Linked DNA regions of Homo sapiens: all the other regions are linked to region 1. The links are chromatin contacts, found by Hi-C or POLR2A ChIA-PET in ENCODE. All regions are on one chromosome and are shown on one strand. The core of a region is the stretch at or near the end of the contact, and the rest is flanking DNA. Distances in the headings are between cores, read along the strand shown. Region 1 has its middle 110 kb from the start of REEP3. Region 2 has its middle 280 kb from the start of REEP3. Region 3 overlaps JMJD1C (jumonji domain containing 1C). Region 4 holds the start of JMJD1C-AS2 (JMJD1C antisense RNA 2).

What was found. A loop is a pair of places that touch in the nucleus more often than their neighbours do. ChIA-PET counts read pairs that join two places held with the same protein, here RNA polymerase II (POLR2A). Pooled maps may share reads with other maps.
Region 2: a map of ascending aorta shows a loop between it and region 1 (10-fold over the local background). The contact joins two enhancer-like sites. A Hi-C loop is called at or near these places in 3 of 168 maps with a recorded cell type or tissue (ascending aorta, cardiac septum and chondrocyte) and 6 of 50 pooled maps.
Region 3: a map of GM12878 shows a loop between it and region 1 (8-fold over the local background). The contact joins two enhancer-like sites. A Hi-C loop is called at or near these places in 5 of 168 maps with a recorded cell type or tissue (B cell, Caco-2, GM12878 and 2 more), 17 of 37 single-sample maps with no recorded cell type and 12 of 50 pooled maps. POLR2A ChIA-PET finds 5 or more read pairs at or near these places in 7 of 52 experiments (A673, BJ, CD4-positive, alpha-beta T cell and 4 more).
Region 4: a loop to region 1 is called in a map of endothelial cell of umbilical vein, with 7 times the contacts of the local background. The contact joins the promoter of JMJD1C-AS2 here to the enhancer-like site in region 1. A Hi-C loop is called at or near these places in 8 of 168 maps with a recorded cell type or tissue (Caco-2, K562, OCI-LY7 and 5 more), 5 of 37 single-sample maps with no recorded cell type and 12 of 50 pooled maps. POLR2A ChIA-PET finds 5 or more read pairs at or near these places in 5 of 52 experiments (HEK293T, OCI-LY7, activated B cell and 2 more).

Annotation. Positions count from the first base shown.
Region 1 is chr10:63,627,947-63,631,065 of GRCh38, reverse strand. No RefSeq gene overlaps it. Among named protein-coding and RNA genes, the nearest start is that of REEP3, 110 kb to the right of the region's middle. RefSeq lists a silencer at 411-740 and enhancers at 1,211-1,260, 1,271-1,450, 1,841-2,050. Within about 2 kb of position 1,250, at least 41 of the 41 ENCODE cell types and tissues checked have a DNase peak (open chromatin) inside an H3K27ac peak, as active enhancers do; they include GM12878, OCI-LY7, PC-3 and 4 more, where a contact is called at or near this core.
Region 2 is chr10:63,797,251-63,800,703 of GRCh38, reverse strand. No RefSeq gene overlaps it. Among named protein-coding and RNA genes, the nearest start is that of REEP3, 280 kb to the right of the region's middle. Within about 2 kb of position 1,288, at least 14 of the 41 ENCODE cell types and tissues checked have a DNase peak (open chromatin) inside an H3K27ac peak, as active enhancers do; they include ascending aorta, where a contact is called at or near this core.
Region 3 is chr10:63,375,431-63,378,844 of GRCh38, reverse strand. The region is part of intron 2 of JMJD1C (jumonji domain containing 1C); the gene reads left to right. Among named protein-coding and RNA genes, the nearest start is that of MIR1296, 4.1 kb to the right of the region's middle. Within about 2 kb of position 1,609, at least 3 of the 41 ENCODE cell types and tissues checked have a DNase peak (open chromatin) inside an H3K27ac peak, as active enhancers do; they include GM12878 and PC-3, where a contact is called at or near this core.
Region 4 is chr10:63,428,998-63,432,215 of GRCh38, reverse strand. It overlaps JMJD1C-AS2 (JMJD1C antisense RNA 2), which reads right to left and starts at 1,641. Exons shown (of 2, transcript NR_134312.1): 1 at 1,593-1,641; 2 at 1,014-1,443. All of the region lies in intron 1 of JMJD1C (jumonji domain containing 1C), which reads left to right.

The sequences.
Region 1 (3,119 bases), core at 1-2,500:
TTGGTTAAACAAATCGAATGGAAACGATTTGTTCAAGATGGGAGCATCAAATAGACGCAAGCTCTTCGAAACAGCCCTGATTCCCTGGCAAACGCTGTTGCTTAGCGAAACGTCAAAACCCCTGCGTGCAAACAAACGTCTGAGGGGCGCACCCGCCTTGAGCAAGCTTCTCCCGGCAGCTCGGGCTTTGGAGAACGTCTGGAGGACATTGGTAGCTCCTCCCTCTCCGGTTAAGGACTTGGTAGGGGGAAGAGGGCAGAGGATCCAGGATCTCCGGGTCGGGTCATCTGGGTTGACGCGTCCTGACACCCAGGACGGTGCAGGGGAGCTCCGGGGCGAGTCGCTTCGCGCCAGGAAAGGCCTGCGTCTCAGCGCTGGAACAGAGGGGAGAAGCAGAGGGGAGCCCCGCCCTCGGTCCAGTTCTGGAGCAGTGCGCCCCTCCCCCGCCCCGGAAACGTCCCCGCCGCCCCTCCCTCCACCACCACCTCCCGGGGACCTAGGTTGTAAAATCCCACGCAGTGGGGCGGGCACGGTGACGGGGGTGGGGCGGGTGGCGTAAGGCGCCACCGCCCACTGGCACGGCACCAGCGCCCTCCAGCACCCAACCGCCGCCTCCCTCTCCCCGGCGCGGCTCCAGCCTCCCCCCGCCAGCCCAGCCCCCCCAGCGTGGCTCCAGCCTCACTGCACCCACCCACCCTGCACCGCAACCTCCCAGCACCCTAGCTGCCCGGCCGGCCCAGCTCGGCTCTGGAGGGCGTCCCTCGCATCTGGACTCCCTCTGCCCGAGGGAGGAGCCGCAGCCGCGGTCGCCCCGCCCCTGGCGTTCTTTGACTCCCCCGGCCTCTTGGACATCTGGGTGCGGGGGTTAGTGCATCAGATGTGGCTCCTGGGCCGCCAGATGTGCGCGTTCCCCGCCCGGGGCAGGCGGCCGGCGAGTCTGGGAGGACGCGTGGGAGGGGCTGGGAGTTTTCCCTCCTAGCAGACTTAAAAGCCAGCAGAACCTCCAGCCCCCTGGGCTCCCGGCCTGGGCCTCCTGGGTCTCCGGGACGCACTGCCCAACGGAAAAGTTTTCAGCCCAGTCTGTGCCTCGCCGCCAAGCAGCCCTTGGGGCTTCTCAAAGTGGTAGAGAAAATAGGACAGCTCTACAGGATGCCCCAAAGAAAACCCTCATTTGTCGACCAGGCGACCTTAGTGCTGGCGTGGGACTACAGCTGCGCAGCCAGCAAACCCCAGTTGGGGGAGGGGGAGAAGTGGCAGTAGAGTTCGCATCTGGGGCTTGCTCTAAAGCGCTCTTTGACTGCTTTTGGATTCCATATTTGAAGTTGAGAGTCGTATTCCACCTGGTACAGGCAGTTCAGGGCAGGAGAAAAGCCAAGTGAACTCTGTGACTCAATCCCCTTGGAATGTGCCTGGAATAATAATAGGGACTTGAAAGGGTTTTATGGCCGAGGTGGCTAGTGGAGAGCAGTCTCCTACGCCTTGCAGTTGGCGGTCGGCCGAGGGGGGCAGTATTGCCTTATGCAGAGCTTCTGCGCCTGCAAACGGGACAAAAATAGTCGGAGCATCTGGTTTAAATCAACCAAAAAGCATTTCTATCAGCTTAATCCACCGGCCTACAGAACTGACAGAACAGGACAAGCCAAATATATTCCCGGTACTCTTTTAACACTCCAATAATAGCTAAGCCCAATCACACTTTACCGCTGGGATTTCTGTGTCCTACCATACAACTGTCGTTATTTTATAGATGTTGCAAATTAAACTTCCTTTTCTGGAGTTGTGTGTGGGCATGTGCTTAAGCAGTTACATTTGCAAGCAACGCTCGACTACGCTGCCCTTTTCGTTTTCCTTTTTCTTTCTCTCTTTTGGTATGAGGTCTTAGAATAGTCAAAAGTATCTAAGGCCAACATATGGGTTGCTTACACCACTAAATATATAGCTGCATTTCCCTCTCTTAACGCCCTAATCAGGATTCCAAAGGCAAGTTGGAACAAAAGAAAAAACGTGTCTGAGTGTAAAGGGAGAATTTGTGCCAAGAATTACAGTCGCAGGGTAAATAACCTTGTTTTCTCCTTCATCAGTGGCCGCTACCAAGTCCCGTTCTTGGAAAGTGGCCAACAGTCTGTCTGGTGGAGGGTGCTGCTAATTAGAGAGAGCCCATAAACCTCTCTGTCAAAGAGGGCATGTGACCTTCTCTTCAAGTCTGAACAATAAAGCCGGCGAACTGCAGACTGCACTCAACACTGGCTGCCCCGCGGATTCCCTAAATAGGAACAGGATGAAGGCCAGGCTCAAGAGGTTACCATAGCTCTGCTCCCACACTTTGAGGAATCGGTCACTCCACTTCCCCATATAACTTGTTTCAATTACTCTCTACAATCTATTTAGAGGAGAGCAGCTTGCAGAGAGCACTCATTGTCTAATCTAAATGAGGAAGCAATTATTACTTGCTGCAGTCTAATGTGCTTTGAGACTGGTGGGTCAAAGAGCAACCTGATTTCTTGTAACGTGTCTTTGCACTTTGGAAGATACACCTTTTTAATGACATTTATTTACTCCTGCTTTTAGGACACATTTTTCTTTCTATTAAGATTACAAAATTAAGGTGTTTTTCCCCTTCTCAGTCTTCAATGTCCTTTTTAATTTTAGAATTTAAGCTATTGTAAACACCCCAAGTACTTTTGCATATTGTTTAATGTTAAATATTATTTTTTTTAGTGCTTTCTTATAGGCATGTTCTCTGATTATAGCAAAATAGAGTTCTCTAAGTCTTCCCTTCTTTGTTTAATTTACCTCCCTGGGAGCCCCCTTGCTAGCTTTAATTTTATACAACATGTTGTAAACTATAAATAATACAGCTCCACTTTCCTAGAACATATGGAAACTGTCGCCTGCTATATATCCTAACTGTACTTGCTTTCAGCTTAAAGACTGAATAAAGTTAATCTCCTGTGTAAAAAGGCATTTAGCCTTTTGTGTGTGTGTGTGTGCATTTTATTAGTTAAAACCCAGTATGGAACAGCACATGAAATTCTTGTTGTGAACAGAGCACATAAAAGGGTTTACAAGGTGTGGTTTGAAGAGAGGAAGCCGTGGAACAAATGTTGGTGGAAAGGAGA
Region 2 (3,453 bases), core at 39-2,538, 170 kb before region 1:
AATGTCATTGTACGGGATATTATGATACAGGCAGTACATCACAGAGGTTTGATTTTCTTTTACAAATGAGAAAAAAACGGCACACAAAAACTACCGTGATTGTAGCATTAATTGTAGTAGGAAAAAACTTGAAACAACGTAAATATCCATCAGGAGAATGAGCAAGTAAGTTCTGAAAATGAAATGAATTAGAGCTATACAGATCAACAAGTATGAACCTCACAAACCTAATTCTGAAGCAAAAAAAATGCAGCTTTGGAACAATATATAGAGCATGTTATCATATTTAAAAACATCCAAACAGTATTCTTTATATCATTTTTAGTAAAAGTATAAAGACATCCATGGGAATGTAGGTACCAATACAGGACACAGGACTGTGCTTACCTGCCAGGGAAAGAGAAATGCAATCAGGGCTTTATGTTTTCTTAATTATGCTGAGAGTTGAATTATGCTGAGAGTTGAGAGTTACAGTGGTGTCCACTGTATCATCCTCTAAAAGTGAAATATTTCATCATTATTATTGACTGCTCACTATGTTTCTAGCATTATGCATTTTTCCATACTTTGTCACATTTAGTTCTCACCAAAGTCCTATAAGGAAGACCTTGCTATCCCATTTTCACAAGTGAGGATGCCAGCTCAGTCCTCTTCAATCACATGCCCAGGGTCACTCAGCTAGCACGTGGCAGTGGAAGGCCTAGGATTTCTTTCCATCTCATATCACTGCCTTCAAGGATCTTAAATAAAAATTCAGTAGCCCAGGAACTAGGCTTGGGAAGAGGTATCGGAATAGATTGCAACCCTTCTATAGTATGCATCCAACTCTGACTTTCCCTCCCTGAGCATTCTACGTGTTGGAAATACCACCTTAGAAGGAACACTGCATGTTCTCACTTATAAGTGGGAGCTGAATAATGAGAACACATGGACACATAGCAGGAAACAACACATATGCTGAGGTCTGTCAGAGGGGGAAGCGGGGGAGAGCATCAGGAAGAACAGCTAATGGTTGCTGGATGACGGGCTTACTAGGTGATGGGATGATCTGTGCAGCAAACCACAACGGCACACGTTTACCTATGTAATAAACCTGCACATCCTGTACATTTCCCCCTGAACTTAAAATAAAAGTTGAAGAAGAAACAAACAAACAAAAAAGGAGCTGCGGCTGTTTTTCCCAGTGAATGAACTTTTATCTTCTCAACAAAGAAGATACGACACAGCTACCTCTTTTACATTTAAGTTCCCATCACGTCAGGCAGCCTCCAGCCCCACCCCCGGAAGGAACACACAGTACTGCTGGATCTCTCTCCAGGAAGTAAATGTTTTCACAGGATGGTCATAGCTTTCCCACTCTCAGTCAAGGCTTTTTTCACACTGCTCGCTGTCTGTGGTTTTATTATTTATTTTCGTTTGAATGGGAGGAATGAATAATTGGCACTGAGTGGGAAATACATAGACTGTGTGACATAAATCCTGACTTGAGTCCAGTTCCATGGTCTCAGCCTGGACTTTGTTGTACTTCCAAGAACAACAGAGTTTAGGGGACTGTTATTACAAAGACGAACTTTCTGAGAGTTTACAAAATTCTTATTTTTCCCTATCAGTGGATTCACCACTTGAGGCCAGCAACAGCCTGCCACTTGTAAGACCGAGAAAGTTGAGTCTGTATTTTACCGTTGCTATATATTACAGCCTAGAGGGGATAGGATATAAAGGACCCTGTCCTGGGAACCAGGAGACCTGGCTTCTACTTCTAGATATTTCTTCTACCCACTTCTGCCTCAGTTTTTTTTTATTACTGAAACAACAAGGCTAGGCTCAATGAACTTCCAAGCTCCTTCCAGCACAACATCTATGGCTCCATAGATGCCATGTTGAAAGGACGCCTATCACATTACAACCCAGAGATCCTGTAACAATGCTCTTGGCTTTCTCCCCTGTGGTTATATAATTGTGAAGACAGTGGCCTGAAGATAAATAAGTTAGCCCAGGCATCTCTGAGCATCAAGGTCTTTGGGATTATTGTTATGTGCCAGGTACTAAGCTGAGTCCATCTTCTGAAACACAGAAAATGGTCAACATGGATTAGGTCAGTGCAGAGAGGTGGCATGAGATACACACTGAATGCTAGACAAGGTGAGTGGGACAGGCTTCTCATTTAAGTGGCCCTTGGAGGACAAAATTCAAAGCAGGAAGAAGTGGAGATGAGGCTGTGGTTACTAGATTAGAAATGTGGTCAAGACAGAATAATCCATGCCTTAAAAAACACTCAGAGAGAGGGACTCCAAACCCTGTTGGAGTCCAAGGACTTTTATTTCACAATGGTAAACTGATCCAGTAAACTCAGCCCTCCCTAAAATATTTTTTGACTCCCAAGGGTGTCTCACACTTGTCATGCCTGCCTTGTGCCTCATAGAACAAAGAGCCATCCTGTCACAAAAAATTATGCAGCACTATCGTTTCTTGAGCACCTGTGGGGTGACAGTACTATTTTTCTAATCTCCCCAACATTTCCACCTTTCTTCAAGATAGATTTTACAGACATCAAGGCTGAAGCAGGAGACTCGCTTGAACCTCGGAGCCAGAGGTTGCAGTGAGCTGAGATCGCGCCACTGCACTCCAGCCTGGGCGACAGAGTGGACTCCTTAAAAAAAAAAAAAGTTTTACAGACATCATTTTACAAAAGAGGAAACTGAGCCTCAAAGAATAAGTAAATCTTCATCTCCTCCACCCTGGTCTCTGTGGCTCAGCTCAAAATGATCTCTCCACCCTGTCTCTGGTCTAGCTCTTTGAAAACAAGGTTGGGATGTCACTCCGTCTGTGCAGCCCCCTTAACCCCTGTAGGAAATTAATCATTTTGTCATCTGTGGTCCCACATCACTTCTAGACCTCTCTTATATCTTTATGTTCCAAACTCTTACTCTTGACCAAATCATTTATCCAAGTCACTAAATAAACCTTTTAATACAACCCAAAATAAACATCCATTTTCAGATATTGACTGTACTATTCTACTGTAGGAAGAAAAAACATATACATAAAAAGGAAATATTAAAAAGATATCACAAGCAATATGTTTCAAATAAACTTTCTTTTATTTAATAGTGGCAAAATTGTTTTCTACTAGTAACTTAATTTAAATTAGTGATTATTTAAAAATACAGTAATGTCTCATGGAGCAATGCTCTGAGAAATGTGTCATTAGGCAATTCAAATATTGTACAAACATCCTAGAGTATACTTATACAAACCTCAATGATAGAGCCTACTGCACACCTAGGCTACATGGTATAGTATTCTATGGCTCCAAGACTATAAACCTATACAGCATGCTAGTGTACTGAATACTGTAGGCAATTGTATTTATGTATCTAAACATATCTACTAAGCATACCTAACAAACATAGAAAAGGTACAGCAAAAATACAGTATAAAATATTTTTTAAA
Region 3 (3,414 bases), core at 360-2,859, 250 kb after region 1:
TATAAAAAGTTTAAACCATTTTAAACTTTTATAGACCTTAACCCAAAAGCATGATTTTAATTTTATAGACCTTAACCCAAAAACTGGATACAATTTATGAGAAATTATGAATAATTAGATGTATAGGTGAATTTTATATGAGAATTCTCAAAAGCACGAAGCAGTAGCATCAATAATATGAAAAACTATACATCAGTATCAGAGTTAAAAAATTAATAAAGCTTTAGAAAAATCTTTGCCTTTTTGTTTTTTTGAGATGGAGTCTCACTCTGTTGCCCAGGCTGGAGTGCAGTGGCATGATCTCGGCTCACTGCAAGCTCTGCCTCCCGGGTTCACGCAGTTCTCCTGCCTCAGCCTCCGGAGTAGCTGGGACTACAGGCGCCTGCCACCACGCCCGGTTAATTTTTTTGTATTTTCAGTAGAGACTGGGTTTCACCGTGTTAGCCAGGATGGTCTCGATCTCCTGACCTCGTGATCCACCCGCCTCGGCCCTCCAAAGTGCTGGGATTACAGGTCTGAGCCACCGTGCCCAGCCAATTTTTGCCCTTTCTTAAAGGCAATTAAGATTGAGATGAATTTCTGTTGTATTCATAAAATACTGATTTTAGAGAGAATTTTTATTGGAAAATACTGTTTAATGATAATTTTGTCATAATTTTACAAAGTTGTTTCTGTTGAAAACCTCTTAGCCTTGAAATTAGGCCTACTTAAACAATCACCAACCTTTTCTTTTTAACTTTATCATATACAAAAGAAAAAGTGATGAAAAATTTGGAAAACACTGTGGTATGAAAGTAATAGAGGATTATCTTTTTAGTCCTATTACTAAGAGATAACTCATATATATTATATATATACTAATATATATAATTTTTGATATATTTTCTTATGAAACATATTGCTCTGGTTCCTTTTTTTTTTTTGCCATACTATTTATTTTATTTATTTAGACAAGATCTCACTTTTCCACACAGGCTGGAGTGCAGTGGTGTGATCACAGCTCACTGCAGCCTTGAACTCCTGGGCTCAAAAAAGATCCTCCCACCTTGGCCTCCCCAGTAGCTAGGACTACAGATGTGTGCCACTATGCCTAGCTAAATTTTTTTTTTTGAGACGGAGTCTTGCTCTGTCGCCCAGGCTGGAGTGCAGTGGTGCAATCTCGTCTCACTGCAACCTCTGCCTCCCGGGTTCAAGCAATTCTCCTGCCTCAGCCTCTCGAGTAGCTGGGACTACAGGTGCCTGCCATCATGCCCGGCTAATTTTCATATTTTTAGTAGAGACAGGGTTTTTCAACATATTGGCCAGGCAGGTCTTGAACTCATGACCTTGTGATCTGCCTGCCTCAGCCTCCCAAAGTGCTGGGATTACAGGCATGAGTCACCATGCCCGGCCCTCTGCTAAATTTTTTAATAAAAATTTTTAATTGTGGTAAAATGTACTTAACATAAAATTTGCCATTTTAACTGTTTTTGAGTACACGGGTCATTGGTAGTAAGTACATTCGTGTTGTGTGTTACCACTATTGTCATCCAAACACAGAACATTTTCTGTCTTGCAAAACTGAAACTGTACTCATTAAAGAGCAGTTCCTTATTCCCCCGTCTTCCTGGCCCACCATTCTACTTTCGGTCTCTGAGTATCTCATATGAATGTAATTATACAGTATTTGTCCTTTTGTAACGGGCTCATTTCACTGACAATGTCTTCAGGGTTCATGCATGTTAAACCATGTGTCACAATTTTCTTCCTTTTTATTGCAAAATAACATTCCATTGTGTTTATACACCACGTTCTTTTCATCCATTTGCCCATTAATGGACAGTTGTGTCACTTCCAGCTTTTGGCTATAGGGAATAATACTGGTATGAACATGGCTGTATAAATATCTGCCCAAGCCTCTGTGTTCAACTATTTGGGTATATACCCAGGAGTAGAATTGCTGGATCAGATGGTAATTGCATTTTTAATTTTTTGAGGCACTTTCATACTGTTTTCCAAGTGGCTGCACCATTTTTCATTTCCACCAGCATTGTGTAAGGGTTCCAGTTTCTTTACATCCTCACCAACATTTACTTTCATTTTTTTGGTATTTACTTTCTCAGTAGGTGTGAAATGGCATGTCATTGTGGTTTTGTTTTATATTTTTCTAATGCTTAATGTGATGTTGAGCATCTTTTCATGTGCTTCTTGGCCATTTGTATGTCTTTTGAGAAATATCTATTCATAAAGTTCTTTGCCTGTTTTTGAATTGGATCATTTGTTTTTTTTGGTGTTAAGTTTTAGGATTTCTCTATGTATTCTTGATATTAATCCCCTTTTAGATACATGATTTGGTAACATTTTCTTTCATTTTACAGGTTGCCTTTTTACTGTGTTAGCAGTGGCCCGTGCTGCACAAAAGTTTTAAATTTTGATGAAGCCCAACTTGTCTGTTTCCGCTTGTTGCTTATGCCTTTGTTGTTGTATTAAAAAAAAATTGCCAAATCCATGTCATGAAGCTTTTCCCCTTATGTTTTCTTCTAAAAGTTGTATAGTTTTAGATCACAAATTTTGGTGAATTAATTGATTTTAAGTTTGGAATATCATGTAAGGGTCCAGCTTTTTTTTACGTGTAGATGTCCACTTTTTCCAGCACCATTTGTTGGAAAGACTGCCTTTGCCCCAGTGAATGGTCTTGACACTGTTACAGAAAATATTTTGACTGTATATGCAAGGGTTTGTTTCTGGGCTTTCTATTCCATTCCATTGGTCTGTATGTTCTTATGCTGATACCAGCTCACTGTTTTGATTACTGTTGCTTTGTAGTACATTGTGAAATCAGGAAATGTTTTTCCGTCAACTTTCTTCTTTCTCAGGATAGTTTTGGTTATTCAGGGTCCCTTGAGATTCTGTATGAATTTCAGGAGAGATTTTTCTTTTTCTCCAGAAAAAGGTCACTTGGATTTTGATAGGGATTGAATTGAATCTGTAGATGGATCTGGGTGGTAGACATCTTAATATTAAGGGCTGGGTGCTGTATCCCAGCTCTTTGGGAGGCTAAGGCGAGAGGATTGCTTGAGGCCAGGAGCTCAACACCAGGCTGAACAATGCAGCGAGCCCCCTTCTCTGCAAAAAAAATAAAATAAAATAAGCCGAGTGTGGTGGCTCACGCCTATAGTCTCAGCTACTTGAGAGGCTAAGTCTGAAGGATTGCATAAGCCCAGGAGTTCATGGCTGCAGTGAGCCATGATTGTGTCATTGCACTCAAGCCTGGGTGACAGAGTGAGACCCTGTCTCTAAAACTACACACACACACACACACACACACACGTGTAAATATTAAGTCTTCTAGTCTTTGAACAGGGGTGTCTTTTTACTTATGTTTTCTTTAATTTTGCTCAGTTATGTTTTGTAGTTTTGTTTATTTCATCTTCT
Region 4 (3,218 bases), core at 392-2,891, 200 kb after region 1:
TCAGATGTATAGAAAATGGCACATAAACTACTTCCTGGGTGGGGATTTTAGTATGGTAGTGAGGAGAGTTTGCCAGAAGTTCATCTCCAGTTTAGTCATCTCTGGACCCAACCACTGGGCTGAGCTTCTTTCTGGAACTTCTTGAAACAACAAGAACTCAAGGCGCAACAGTTACAAAAGTGAGTTTTCTTTTTCTTTTTCTTTTCAGACGGAGTCTTGCTCTGTCGCCAGGCTGGAGTGCAGTGACGCCATCTTGGCTCACCGCAACCCCTGTCCCCTGGGTTCAAGCGATTGTCCTGCCTCAGCCTCCCGATTAGTTGGGACTACAGGCATGCACCACCATGCCCAGCTAATTTTTGTACTTTTAGTAGAGATGGGGTTTCACCTTGTTGGCCAGGGTGGTCTCTATCTCTGGACCTCGTGATCCGCCCGCCTCGGCCTCCCAAAGTGCTGGGATTACAGGCGTGCGCCACTGCGCCCGGCCGCAAGTGAGTACTTTTTCACAGTGCATACCCCAAAACCTGGGGACCCTGAGTTACAATATCACCTTAGTTTGCCCCTAGTCAAGGAGCTTTCTAAAACTCACCCCAAGTCATCTCAAATATTACATCTTATTTACCAGAATTACGTCATATTATCGTCTCTGTCTTCCAGAACCTTAAAAATTTTAGGATAGTCCATTATTGCACCTAGCAAAATCAGTGTTCTTTTGGTAAGAAAGCAGGAGTAGATGGATACTGTATTTACAACTTGAAGTCCCTACCTCAGAAACCACCATACTTTAGGAGCCTTCTGTTATACCCATAGGTTGGCCTCATTTTCCATAACTGTGCCTCTTCTGAAAGCATAAAACTACAATATGTCATTCTTACATATTTCTGTACATTAATCTTATTTTTTCCCTTAGCTTTTATTCTCTTAACTTCCTCAATAATTAAGTTGGTCTTTTTGAATGAGATGGTTGCCCTCCAAATGTTTTGAAAGCAGAAGTGATTAATGTTTGTAAGTCAATATATGTTATAGTATTTTATTGTTCATACTCTGTCATTTCCTCCTTTCACAGACCAGTAGATATACTTGGTTATAAAGTCTATAATCCCTGAATTTGTTTGCTTTTCATGACCATCTGCACTGGTTTTATTGTCATCTAATGTAGGTGTTAAGCCATTGTCACTTTTTTAAAAAAATAGTTTTGCCAGAGTCAGTGGATCACGTCTATACTCCTAACACTTTGGGAAGCGAGGTGGGAGGATTGCATGAACCCAGGAGTTCGTCTTCATCGAACGAAACAAAACAAAACAAAAATTAGCCGGTATGGTGTTAAACACCTTGTAGTCCCAGCTACTCGGGAAGCTGAGGTGCGAGGATCTCATGAGCCCAGGAATTCCAGGATGCGGTGACCTGTGATCATGCCACTGCTCTCCAGTGAGTGAGCTCTTGTCTCTAAAATAAATAAATTAGATAGTTTTATTGAGATATAATTTACATAGCATAAAATTAAACCTTATAAAATTCATTGATTTGTAGTATACCACAGAGTTGTGCAACCATGACCCCTATCTAATTTTAGTATACCCCCAAAAGAAACTCACTATCCGTTAGCAGTCACTTGTGTTCCTCTTCCTGCCACTTCCAGCCCTTTGGCAACCGCTTATCTACTCTCTTGTCTCTATGGAAATGTCTGTTGTGAACATTCCATATAAATGAAATCATATAATCTGTGCCCTTTTGCATCTAGCTTTCTTTCACTTAATGCTCTCAAGATTTATTCATGTTGTAGCATGTTGTTAAGACAACTTCCTTATCAGATAATGATTTGCAAATATTTTCTTCTATTCTTTAGCTTGTCTTTTCACTCTTGATTTTGATGAAGCCCAATTTATGTTTTCTTTTGTTACTTGTGCTTTTGGTGTCACATCTAAGAAACCATTGCCCAACTCAATGTCACAAAGATATTCTTATATGTTTTCTTCTAAGAGTTTGATAGTTATGGGTCTTACATATTGGTCTCTGATTTGTTTTGAGTTAGTTTTGTATATGGTGTGAAGTAATTTCCCAACTTTATTTTTTGTATATGGAAACCCAGTTGTCCCAGTACTATTTAAGAGACTCTTCTTTCCCCCATTGAGTTGTCTTGGAACCATACCAACTTTTTTAAAAAGTGGCTTTAGAAATAGTTGTGCATAAATAAACATGATTTTTTTATTCTTAATATTGAATCTGGATATTTAGAAATGGGATAGAGTTTTTAGTCCTTAGATAAGAGCTTACTTCCCTGTTTACAATTACTAGGATAGCAAGTAGCTCACAGTAGGAACTCTGAATAGGTTTGTTGAATATATATGGATGGTGTCTTGAGAGGAAATTGAGTGGGTGAATTTAAATGCTGTTGGAGCATTCAGTTAGAGATACTAAAATCATAAACCTTCTTATTTGTAGTAATATAGTGCTATAATAAGAGGCATAGTGATGATTCTTCTTTTTGCTTTGGTTTTTTATTTTGATTGTGCTGAGTATTCATACTTGTTTGAGATGCCAAGGTGCTGCTTTCTCAACTGGCAAATGTTTTAGAATAGGAAAACCTTTGCTCACAACATTTTCCCTGCAGGCTACTTTAAATTTTGCCTTGAATCTCAAAGCCTATGTAACATTGTATCAAAGCAACTCGTTTTATGCATCTGTGTTGGTCATTAATGCTGTTTGCCAAATAGTTTTTGTTCTCATCCTTCATGTTAGGGGCTGTGACTAATTCTGGCCAATAAATGAGTTGTGAGAAAAACAGATGTTTGAAAGGAAATTGTGCATCCTAATATTGCTGCAGTATTTAAGTTCCAGTATGAGATCTTCAAAGCTGTCTTTTTTTTTTCTTCTTCCGTTCTCAGATCCTGAGGCAACATTTTGAGGTGCTATTCCCCCTGAGTTAAAAAAGACCTGTCAGGCTGGGCTCGGTAGCTCATGCCTGTAATCCCAGCACTTTGGGAGGCTGAGGTGGGTGGATCACCTGAGGTCAGGAGTTTGAGACCAGCCTGCCATCATGAAGAAACCCTGTCTCTACTAAAAATATAAAATTAGGCAGGTGTGGTTGTGCATGTTTGTAATCCCAGCTACCCGGGAGGCCGAGGCAGGAGACTCTCTTGAACCCGGGAGGTAGAGGTTACGGTAAGCTGAGATCGTGCCATTGCACTCCAGCCTGGGTAACAAGAGTGAAATTCCGTGCC